Regions from separate parts of the Homo sapiens genome. Here region 2 is linked to region 1. The links are chromatin contacts, found by Hi-C in ENCODE. All regions are on one chromosome and are shown on one strand. Each heading gives the region's core, a stretch centred on a gene start or an enhancer-like site at or near the end of the contact. The rest is flanking DNA. Distances are from core to core; before and after follow the strand shown.

What was found. A loop is a pair of places that touch in the nucleus more often than their neighbours do. Pooled maps may share reads with other maps.
Region 2: a loop to region 1 is called in a pooled map, with 9 times the contacts of the local background. The contact joins the enhancer-like site here to the promoter of PAPSS1 in region 1. A Hi-C loop is called at or near these places in 4 of 50 pooled maps.

Annotation. Positions count from the first base shown.
Region 1 is chr4:107,717,307-107,723,149 of GRCh38, reverse strand. PAPSS1 (3'-phosphoadenosine 5'-phosphosulfate synthase 1) reads left to right here and starts at 2,916. Exons shown (of 12, transcript NM_005443.5): 1 at 2,916-3,030. The coding sequence starts at 2,971. RefSeq lists enhancers at 1,464-1,613, 3,604-3,663 and a silencer at 2,724-2,973.
Region 2 is chr4:110,162,572-110,167,691 of GRCh38, reverse strand. The region is part of intron 1 of ELOVL6 (ELOVL fatty acid elongase 6); the gene reads left to right. Among named protein-coding and RNA genes, the nearest start is that of ELOVL6, 33 kb to the left of the region's middle. Within about 2 kb of position 2,116, at least 9 of the 41 ENCODE cell types and tissues checked have a DNase peak (open chromatin) inside an H3K27ac peak, as active enhancers do.

The DNA.
Region 1 (5,843 bases), core at 1,667-4,166:
TTGTTACCCAAGGAGATTAACATTTGAGTCAGTGGGCTGGGGAAGGCAGATCCACCCTTAATTGAGTTGGCACCACCTAAACCGCTAACAGGGAATATAAAGCAGGCAGAAAAACGTGAAGAGGCAAGATAGGCCTAGCCTCCCAGCCTACATCTTTCTCTTGTGCTGGATGCTTCCTGCCCTTGAACATCGGACTCCAAGTTGTTCAGTTTTGGGACTTAGACTGGCTCTCCTTGCTCCTCAGCTTGCAGGCAGCCTATTGTAGGACCTTGTGATTGTGTAAGTTAATACTTAATAAACTCCCATTCATATGTATATATCCTATTAGTTCTGTCCCTCTAAGGGAACCCTGACTAATACAGAGGATCATTGTCTTTATCCATTATTTCAGTAGAAAATGAAAAGTGGTGATATTAAAATGATATCATTTCTTCTTTATTTATTAGTGGTACTTCTGTAAAGAGAAACTTCTCTTTATCAATTTTTTGGGTCCCAGACAGTCCAGGGAAAGCAGAGTAAATGCTTAATTCATCCCCTTTATTTACCAGTTTTCAAAATAATGAGTTGGTTTCCTAGCATTCTCTAAGAGTGACAATAATTTTTTTTAAAATCATCATCATTACAAACACCTAGATTTAAACATATTTGATATGTTTTAATATTTTGTAGTTCTAGTCCATTTAGTGCTTTAATTCTCCCATCTTTGACATGGAAAAATTTCTTTAAATTGGTTTCTGAGTCCTTTTGACATAATCCGAGTAGCTTTTGACAGTTTTTTGTTATGTTTCCTGTTTGATGTTTCTGGCTCATTTGCATGACCCATATCTGGAATCATGAATTTGGATGGACAGTATCAATGTAAACTTATGATATATTTTACCTTAAAAAAAGTCTTTTACTAGAAATAAGGTCAAACTCACAGCAGTGAGCACTCCTAGAGCCAGATCGTTATATCTAAATACCATTTCCCTCTAATAAGAACCAGAACTCAGAGCAATGGCTAACTTCAGATGTGGCCCTATTTTCTCATATGAAGCTTGAGATCTTCTTCCAAGCTCATTCCTGTTATTGGCAGAATTTGAAATTATATTGAAATTCAGTTCTATGTATGAACCCCAGATTGAAAATTCCCTAGAAAAAAAGCTGAAGGGAACCATTCACATTTTAAGTAGTCAAGTAACAAGATCAGATTTCTGTTTCAGAAATACCGCTCTGACAGCAGGTGCAAGAATGGGGTGTGTGGCGGGGATGTGGAGAGCGGCTGCACAGCTGGGAGGATGTCCAGTGAACGGGCTTAATGATAACTCAGGCTGGATATAGGGGAGGCCTAATTTAAGACAGTAGCAGTGGGGCAAATAGATGGAGGGCTGATTTGCTAGTCACTAACAGGCAGCAGCCTCAGGTCTTGGTGATGGGGGCTGATTTGCTAGTCACTAACAGGCAGCAGCAGCAGCCTCAGGTCTTGGTGATGGGGGCTAATTTGCTAGTCACTAACAGGCAGCAGTCTCAGGTCTTGGTGATGGGCGGGGTCAGGGGCGGAGGGCGGCTGTGTCACAGGGGGGCAGAGCTGCAAGCAACTCTTTTGGTGCCAGGGGCAAGCTGCGGAAAAGAGAACTCAGAGTTATGGGGGGTGTGGGGAAGATAACTCCTGGAGGAAACTCTGTCATGCCCCCAGCCCATCCTCCTACGAACTAGCCCTGGAATAATTAGGTGAATTTGAAAATGTCCTCCGTAGGCGGGAGTTCTATTCGGGGTTACCTGCGGCCTCCCCGGTCCTGGATTTCAGTCCTCTAGGTATTTCCTGAGTAGCTCTTAATAATACAGAAGCCCCTTTCCGGTGTAGGTCGGTAAGAAGCACTGCACAGAAATCTGATGCGAAGTGGGGTCTCCTAGCGGAGAGGGAGGCACCTTATAAGTAATCACTAATCCAGGTTGAGATATTAATTATTGATGTCAAGAAATCGGGCTTTTATTATATCTTTTTAAAAACTGTGTCTTGAGGCCAGGCGCTGTCGCTCACGCCTGGAATCCCAGCACTTTGGGAAGCTGAGGCGGGCGGATCATGAGGTCAGGAATTCGAGACCAGCCTGGCCAACATAGTGAAACCCCGTCTCTACTAAAAATACAAAAATTAGCCGGGCGTGGTGGCACACGCCTGTAGTCCCAGCTACTCGGGAGGCTGAGGCAGGAGAATCGCTTGAACCCGGGAGGCAGAGGTTGCGGTGAGCCGAGATCCTACTACTGCACTCCAGCCTGGGCGACAGAGCAAGACTCCGTCTCAAAAAAAGAAAAAAAATTGTGTCTTGAGTAGAATTTTAATGTGGAGAATGAGCTGTTCGGTAAATCAATTCTTCCCTTTGCAAAGCTGTAAAACATTTAAAACATTTGGCCAGGGTGACATGGGCACAGAAGGGGCAGACAGGAGGTCGGCAGCCAGGTCTGTGGAGGAGTAGCCACAGGTGCAAGAGGCCGCGTCAGCGTCCTCCCAATCAGCCTCTGCTGAGGGAGTGCCGCGCGCGGCGAGCCGCGCACTCCCCTTGCCTTTCTCCCGGCGGCTGGTACTCGCTCTTAGAGATCTGCGTTAGCTCAGAGCTAGGCTCGGTGCCGCAGAGGCACCTGAGGTTCCACGACTGCATTCCAGGCCCCGCCCCTTCATCGGGATCTGGAAGGAGGAGCGCCGTGCGCGCCCGCGCCGGCGCGAGCGCTGAAGCTCCGCCCCCAGCTTCTACCTCCGGTTCTATCCCGGCGTTTCGCCCTTCCCCACAGACCTCTGCCCCGGACCCATTTCCGAGGCGCGCCGCATGCGCCGCGCAACCCAGGCCACGAGCACGGGCGCGTGCTTAAGTCAGCGCGCGCCCGCTCCGACGCGAGGAGGCCCCGCCCTCCAGCCCCGCCCCGCTCGCTGGCCTGCCCTCCTCTTGCTACCCTCCCGGCGCAGAGAACCCCGGCTGCTCAGCGCGCTCCGCGGTCATGGAGATCCCCGGGAGCCTGTGCAAGAAAGTCAAACTGAGCAATAACGCGCAGAACTGGGTAAGCTGGGGACGAAGGCGAGACGGCGAGGAGCGGAGGGGCTGTGGGAGCAGCTCGTTCCGGAGCCGCCGCCTCTCTCCCGCCTCCTCCGCATCCATCCTTCCAGGAGCGCGGAGGTGGGTTCCGGGGCTGCGGCGCCTCCCGGCTGGGGCCGTGGGTGGTTGCGAGGCAGAGGGGCGCGGCGCAGGGTGGGGATCTCGCCCTAGCTTGGCGCAGCGTGCGGTCCGAGCCACCGTTCGTGGGAAGAACGCCCCCCCTCCCCAGCGCCTCCGCTCAGGTAAGACCCCCAGGAAAATCCTTCACCCGTGAACTGGCGCTTGCTGAAACCTCCGGGTGCTGAAACCTGCGGCTGCAGAAACAGGAGCTTCCTGCATACCTTGGAGTGGCCTGAAGATGTGCAGAGAAGGCGGAGGCGGGCGCCTTCGACGCGTTCTTGGTTTTTCTTGGCTCTGCCAGTGCGGTTGGCCCAGGTTTGGGTCCATCTCCGTGTCTTTCCATTTCTGAGTTTCAGTGTGAAAGGAGAGTACCCAACAATGTGGTCATTCATGAGTTGAGACTGCCCTGAACTGAGGTTCTTTGTGTCTCTGTGTTAAATCGGAATGTTTAACAAGTAGGAGTTTGGAAGACTCCATTCCTGGTGACAGTCAGGTATGGGACCAGTCCTTTATAACGTTTAGTAATGACTGCCAGTTGACTTTGTAAAGTGCTGTGTCCTCATAACGTTGCTTACTTCCTTAATTTCTCTGTGATGAGAAAGAGCCTTATCTTCCTTTGTAAGTGTGCAGCAGGGAAGGGCCCATCTTTGGAGTCTGGAAAGGCACTGGTTTAAGTTTAGACGGAAACGTTATTTCACAGTCCAATGGAATAATAAGGTTTAAATGCAATGTCTCCCAAAACGTTACTTGCCCTAGATGAATCAAAGAAAAAAAAAACAAGCAATTTCAGGCAAATGTTCTTTGGAAGTCATTAATTTACCACATCTGTTGTTATTGTTATCATGAGTTGTTTACTGATTCCTCTCTCCTTTTATTTAACTCTATAGATGGTAAGGAGGGGAAGGAGATTTAAAAGATGAATTAGAACAGTGGAAAGAGCGCTGGACTCCTGGCCTGGTCTCTCATCCCAGCTTTGCCATTTACTAGCTGTGTGATCTTGAGGAGAGTCACTTTACTTTTTCGAACCTCAGTTGACTTAAGGGTATAATAGTATGTACTTCACGGGATTGTTTTGATGAACAAAGAAGACAGATCATGAATTTGAATGTGCGGTGAAACCACTGCCTTGAAACTCAGACTCAGTTTCGCTTCTCTTACCTTAAGGTGTTTCACGGTTAGGGAAATAAGGTTGGCTTACTTGGGGTATTTACAGATGATTTCTGTTACATTGTCCATTTATGTACTCATTTATTTATTAACATTTGCCACATGGTGCGTATTCTATGTAGAGACTTGTGCTAGACATGGTGGTGAAAAATGTGGGACTTACTGCTTGCCTTCTGGTAGTTCATGGTTTGTGTTGGGGTTGTGACATTTGCCAAGTGGTGAATATGTCTTTGTGGTCCAGAGTGAGTGGCGTAAGACAGAAGTTTTATTGCAATTTAGAGGAGAGATTAGTTTCGCCTGGGCGTTTTGGGAGGGTTTATGGAGGATTTCAGATTTCTGAGTCAGAGGGGAACTGCATGGATAAGTGTTGGGAATAAAAATTACTATTTTTTTTACTCCAGAAACATTGACGAAACTTGTTTGACTGCCCTGGAGAGTTTTTGTTGGGAAGTGGAGGTAAGGTTCAATAGGGAGGCTGGGGCTCCGTGATGCTCTTGTGTTTGGCTGCAGAGAAGACTTGATTCTATGGGGGATTTTTGATGGGGCTAGAATTTTAAATTTTCTGATCCTTGTAAATTTTTCTCTCCCTCATGGAACACCCGTCATCTCTTCCTCTCTCATATTTAAATCATCTTAATAGGCACAAGTGTGAAGAACCCATATACCTTTAAAATTCCTATCACAGGATAAAATTGGTAATCCAGGAAGAATGTTCCGCTGAAGAAATGTAGACCCTGGTAGGACCCAGATGGGGAAGCCCTGGAGACCAGACAAGGTTATAGTAAGGTTTAAATGAATTAATAGATTTGAAGCCTGCCTGGCACATGAGCACTATTTATGTTCTTGTTAATTCATCCAGTGTGAGGGGCTGAAGGGCTGGGGTAAGGTGGCAGTGGGACTAGAGGAGTAGCTGCATTAAAAACATTTAAGGAAGAGTTGAGAGGACCGACTAGATTTAGGGGATGAAAAAGGGAGGAATGTTAGAAGATGATCCTGAAGTTTTGGTCTGGGAAGTGGGGAGAAAGGTTGTTACCTGTGTGGAAATTGGGAAGTAGGTTGGGCACGGGGGTAAGGGTGATATTAGTTAAACACAAAGGAGAGTTTAGTGTGTGCCAGGAACAGTTTGAAATGTTTTACCTATATTAGCCCATTGAGTTTTTGTTACATTTCTGAGGGTGAATATTATGAGAGACAGTGGTTAAAAGCAGGACCCTGGAGCTGACTGCCTGGGCTGAAATCTGGACTCCACTATTTATTAACTATGTAACTTTTGGTTGGTCACTTAATTTCTCTATGCCTCTATGTGCTTATCTATAAAATGAGAATGATAGCCTCACAGGGATATTGTGACAATTAGAGTTAGCTCTTACTGTTATCATCCTCTATTACAATTAGCATTTGCATTTTATAGATGACAAAACTGAGGCACAGAGATGTCATGGAGCTTGTTAGTGCTGGACCCATTTTAAACCTGTTGCATTTGAGGGACAG
Region 2 (5,120 bases), core at 867-3,366, 2.4 Mb before region 1:
TACATACATACATACATACATACATACATACATACATAACTGAGGTGGTGGCAGGCACCCTGTAGTCCCAGCTACTTGTGGAAGCTGAGGATCATTGCACCACTGCACTCCAGCCTGGGCAACAGAGTGAGACTCTGCCTCAAGAAAATAAATAAAATTTATAATGTTCCCCCTTCACTCCCCTCTCTGCAACCAAAAAAACATCCTTTAGTAACTCTTATGTAACCATTAAAACTATATTATAGAAGAATATATCTTGACAAAAAAAATGTATACCACATGTTGCAGAAAACTCTGCTTATGAAACAGCATGTATAATAACAAGGCCAATTTGTAAACACACACAGAGAGAGACATATTTACAGTTAGTATAAGGTTAAGTACTTAACGCTGTATGTACTAAAACACAAGTCCTTTTACTGTGCATGTAAAAATACTCTAATAGCGATTACATTTTGAAGATGGGATAAAGTTTTTATTCCTGAGAACCAGAAGTGTGTCTCAATGCACCTAATATTTTTGCCAGTGGAGAGATACTGAAACCCTGTGATCTTCAGCTACTGTGTGCATTCAGACTGTTTGGTCTTCTTGGGTCAAGTCAGCTGGTGATTACTAAATGATGAGAGTGTGCCTGACATGCAGGAGACAGGTGAGAAGACAAAGAAATAGAAGGCAATGTCCTAGCATTGGCAGACAGACAGACCCTCTGTATATATTTCAACTTATTTGGATCACAGTCTGTTTAGGAAGGCAGATGTACATGCAAAATACAGTAGAATGCTACAGAAAAAGAACAAATATTCCAGTGCTGGAATATAGTATTATAGTAACTATAGTATAGAAAATCACTATGTGCTAAGAAATTTAGAAACACTCCAGCAAAAGGCAGGGACTTTGAGAGCTAATAGTTGGGTTGATGAAAAAGGAAGACGGAGTTTCCTTTCATGGTGGTAGCACCAGAATACTCATGATGTCTTATATGCTAACCATGAGGGCTGACCATGCTGAGATTAACAGGCAGTGTTCATTGCCTTCTGGCAGCAAGGGCAAAAGTGGAAACACAAGAATTTTTTCTTTTTTTTGAGACGGAGTTTCACTGTCACCAGGCTGGAGTGCAGTGGCGCGATCTCGGCTCATTTACAACCCCTCCTCCCGGGTTCAAGCGATTCTCCTGCCTTAGCCCTTCTAGTAGCTGGGACTACAGGGCGCGTACCACCACACCCAGGTAATTTTTATATTTTTAGTAGAGATGGGGTTTCACGGTTGTTGGCCGGGATGGTCTCGATCTCTTGACCTCGTGATCCACCTGCCTTGGCCTCCCAAAGTGCTGGGATTACAGGCGTGAGCCACCGCGCCTGGCTGAAACACAAGAATTTAAGAGAATTCTTGTTATCTGAAAAGAAAGGTGATGTCTCATTATTGCTCAAGTAAGTTAAGAACAAACCAAGGTCCTAGCCCAAAGACAACAACATTTGAAGGAAAATCAGGGATATAATGTCAAAGAACACTGCAGTCCAGGGGCGAAATGAATGTGCCTTGAGCAACTTCTCTAGGATCTCACTTGATAGCAGGCTGGGATTTATAGTACCCAGGGGAAGGCTGACAGTATCTTTCCTCCAGATCAGCTCTGAGCTGGGCTTTTGTTGATAAGCTGTCCCAGGAGTGCTGAGGCTCTGTCACTGACAGAGGAGGCAGATGTATTGAAAGCAGGATCGTGGGTTGATAATTTGTTAGGGATGTAGAGAAGCCTAACTGGTTTTCTTACGTGGAAAAGACCACCCTCTTTTCCCACTTCCCAGATGTGCTAAACTCTTCTGGCAGAGGATATAGGATTGTCCTTGGGGAATTAGCCTTGGGTTCACTCCAATGCATGGGTAAATGTTTGGTTTTGCAAGGCAGGTGTTACCTGGCCAGCTCCACATACTTTATTACAAAAATCCTCCTGTTAGTTCTGACAGGAATGCATCATAATTGTTATTTTATAGTTGAGGAAGCTGACTCTCAAAGAAGTGATTAACTCATCTCTGTGTGTGATTCAGATGAGATTAGAACCGCCCAGCTCCTGAGACCATGCTACTTCCTGCCTACCACAGCCACATGTGCTACAGAGAACAAAGCTGAAGTGCAGGCTGCTGTGTCTCTGAGCTAGACAACCTGAGCTCATCCCTCCTGTTTCTTGCAGTGCTATTAAAATGGAGGATTTGATGAGCAGCAGTAGCTGAGAGGAGAATCAGCCTGGCCTGACTAAGGTTTATGTGGGGTTTGAGGAATAAAGTTGGGTTGTGAGGGTCGATTGGAAGCTTGGAAGCCAGGCTAAGGAGTTGGAGTAGGTCTGCTAGACAGGAAGGAACCACAAAATCAGGAACATAATGGTGGAAGGGCCTCCTGTAAATTGTCGATACTTAACTATTTTGGCCTATGAATGGCAATAGCACATGGTTCCACTAAACAGGTGCCCTGGTATTGTTTTCTGTGAGAGGATAATGGAGAGGGTTGCTTATAGTTTGTAGATATCTAGCAAATGGTCTGTTTTGCTAGTCCAGCTAGTCAGAAACCAGTCCTCTTTTTGAAGAATAGAGATCAAACCTGCTCTACAAGCTTATATGTTTACCACAATTTGGGTGGCATGATAAAGACTAAATGCACAGAAAGGCCACATACCACATTACATTCAGGAAATCCTTTCTTAGTTGGGTGTGGTGGGGTGCACGTGTAGTCCCAGCTCCTCGAGAGGTTGAGGTGGGAGGATTGCTTGAGCCTGGGGGGCAGAGGTTGTAGTGAGCTGTGATTGTGCTACTGCACTCCAACCTGGGCAACAGAGTGAGACTCTGTCTCAAAAAAAAGAAATTCCCCAAAACAAGAAATTCTTTCATCAGAAATAAATGAGCAGCCTACCAACCCACCTGCCTTCCAACCTGAGTGTTTTTTTTTTTTTCTTTTTTTTTTTTTTTTTGAGACAGGGTCCCACTTTCACCCAGGCTGGAGTGCAGTGGCGTGATCATGGCTCATTGTAGCCTTGACCTCCCTGGGCTCAAGCGGTCCTCCCACCTCATCCTCCTGAGTAGCTGGGACTACAGGTGCATGCCACCACACCGGGCTAATTTTTCTATTTTTTGTAGAGATGGGCTTTCGCCACGTTGCCTCAGCTTGTTTCTGCCTTGGCTTCCCAAAGTGCTGGGATTACAGGCATGAGCCACCTCACCCGGCTGTGCTTGCTTTCTTGTGACAAATGTTCATGGCATCTTGTGGCAGACTTATGAAAGCTGAGTTAGGTCAAAGTGTTTCCTTAGTGCCTAGCTCAGAATACTCATGCTATACAAACCGTTTTACTTTTTCCTTTCCTAGGGTGGCCTTGGCTTCATCTTCCCTCACCTTAACTTGTCATCAGGGCAGCAGTGTATCAAACTCTGGGACCTGTGGATTCAGACACAGTTTCAATTCTGCCTTTGCTACTTAATGACTTGGTGAACTTGAGCACATTCATTAACCTCCCTAGGCCCCCATTTCTAAGTGTGAAATTGAGATAATCAAATTAGGCTGTAGTAATAATTAAACTAGTTAAGGTGTGTCAATGGCTTACAAAATGTCCAGCACTTTCTAGGCTCTCCATGAAAAGTAGCTTTTACTGGCATGACTCTCAGCAGATATTTTAGTATTATTTTGCTTTCAACTGAGTAATGAATTCCTAGCCAACATTTTTGAACTTCTCATTACACATTCAGAAATGTCATGTCACAACCAGGGCTAAGAACTTTTCATTGCTCCCAAATTGCCTGTCACTATGACTCAGATTTACCCACCTGATAAGGAAGATTCCTTGACCTTAACTCACCATTCGATCTTACAGTTAGTTCTCCCATTGCTCTATAAGTATCTTATGACCCTGGCAAATTAAACCACTGGAATATCTCTCTTCTTTCTCTATTTCTGAAACTTAGAAAGCCCAACTCAGTGCTGCCACCTTCATACAACCTTTTAAGGTTTTGAACTTTTAATCTTAAACTCTTCCATTTTTGCTTTTCATTTGGCAGTGGTAGATTTTCTCATATTAAAGTCAGTTGTGACTTGTATATCACCCTTCTAGCATTTTATACTCATTGATGATAAGACTTGGCCTTCATCCCAGTCTGCTACACTATGCGGTCAGTCCATAACTGTTAAATTTCAGTGACTCAGTTTGATGAATATTTATTGAGGAGCCTGTATTTGCCAGACTCTGTTCCAGGCACAAGGCCGCTGTTCTCAGAGACCGTTCATACCACTAGGACACAAACACTAAACATGTAAACAAGTATATAGACAAAATAACATTAGATGTTGCTAACTGCTATAAAGAAAATAGTGTGATAGGAGGTGACTTGGGGCCAGAGGGAGCTGTTTTAGCTAGGGGGTCAGGGAAAGCCTTACTAAAGGATTGGCATCTGACCTAGTAGCAAATGAGAAGACCATGTTAGCCCTGGGCCCATCTAGGAGAAGAGAGATCCAGATAGGACACAACAAATACAAAGCCCCCTCAGGTGAACTGTGTATGGCTTCGCACCCAAGTAGGCTTCTGCTTTCTGTTTTGTGTCTGAATACCTCAGATATTGATTGCACATTTGAATTGTAGTTTGGAGTTCATATATTCTCAGTGTGATTCTGTACTATTTTTATCTAAATGATTGGGTCTTTCTTCATTCACAGGGACTGATTTTCCCCTACATAGTCTTGGACACAGACCATTTAGTTCAAACCCCAGCTGCACCACTGACTATCTGGGTGACCTCAAGTAAATTGTTCACTCCTGAAGACTCAGTTTTCTCTTCATCAATGAGTGTCCCAATAACTGCTTTGCAGAGTTGTGAAAATCTAATTAAATAATGTCTATTAACTAGTATGTAGTAGAAGCTCAGTAAACAGTGGAATTTATTATGTTGCATATCACATTTGTGTACCTTAAAATTTGGCGTACTTCAGCACATTCATTAACCTCCTGTAGGGAGGCAGGAGGAAAATGGCAACTTTAATTTTCTGGGGAAAACAGTCATCCAAAATATCTATATATTCAGGCCTGGCACAGTTGTTCACACCTGTAATCCCAGCACTTTGGGAGGCTGAGGTGGGTGGGATTGCATGAGCCT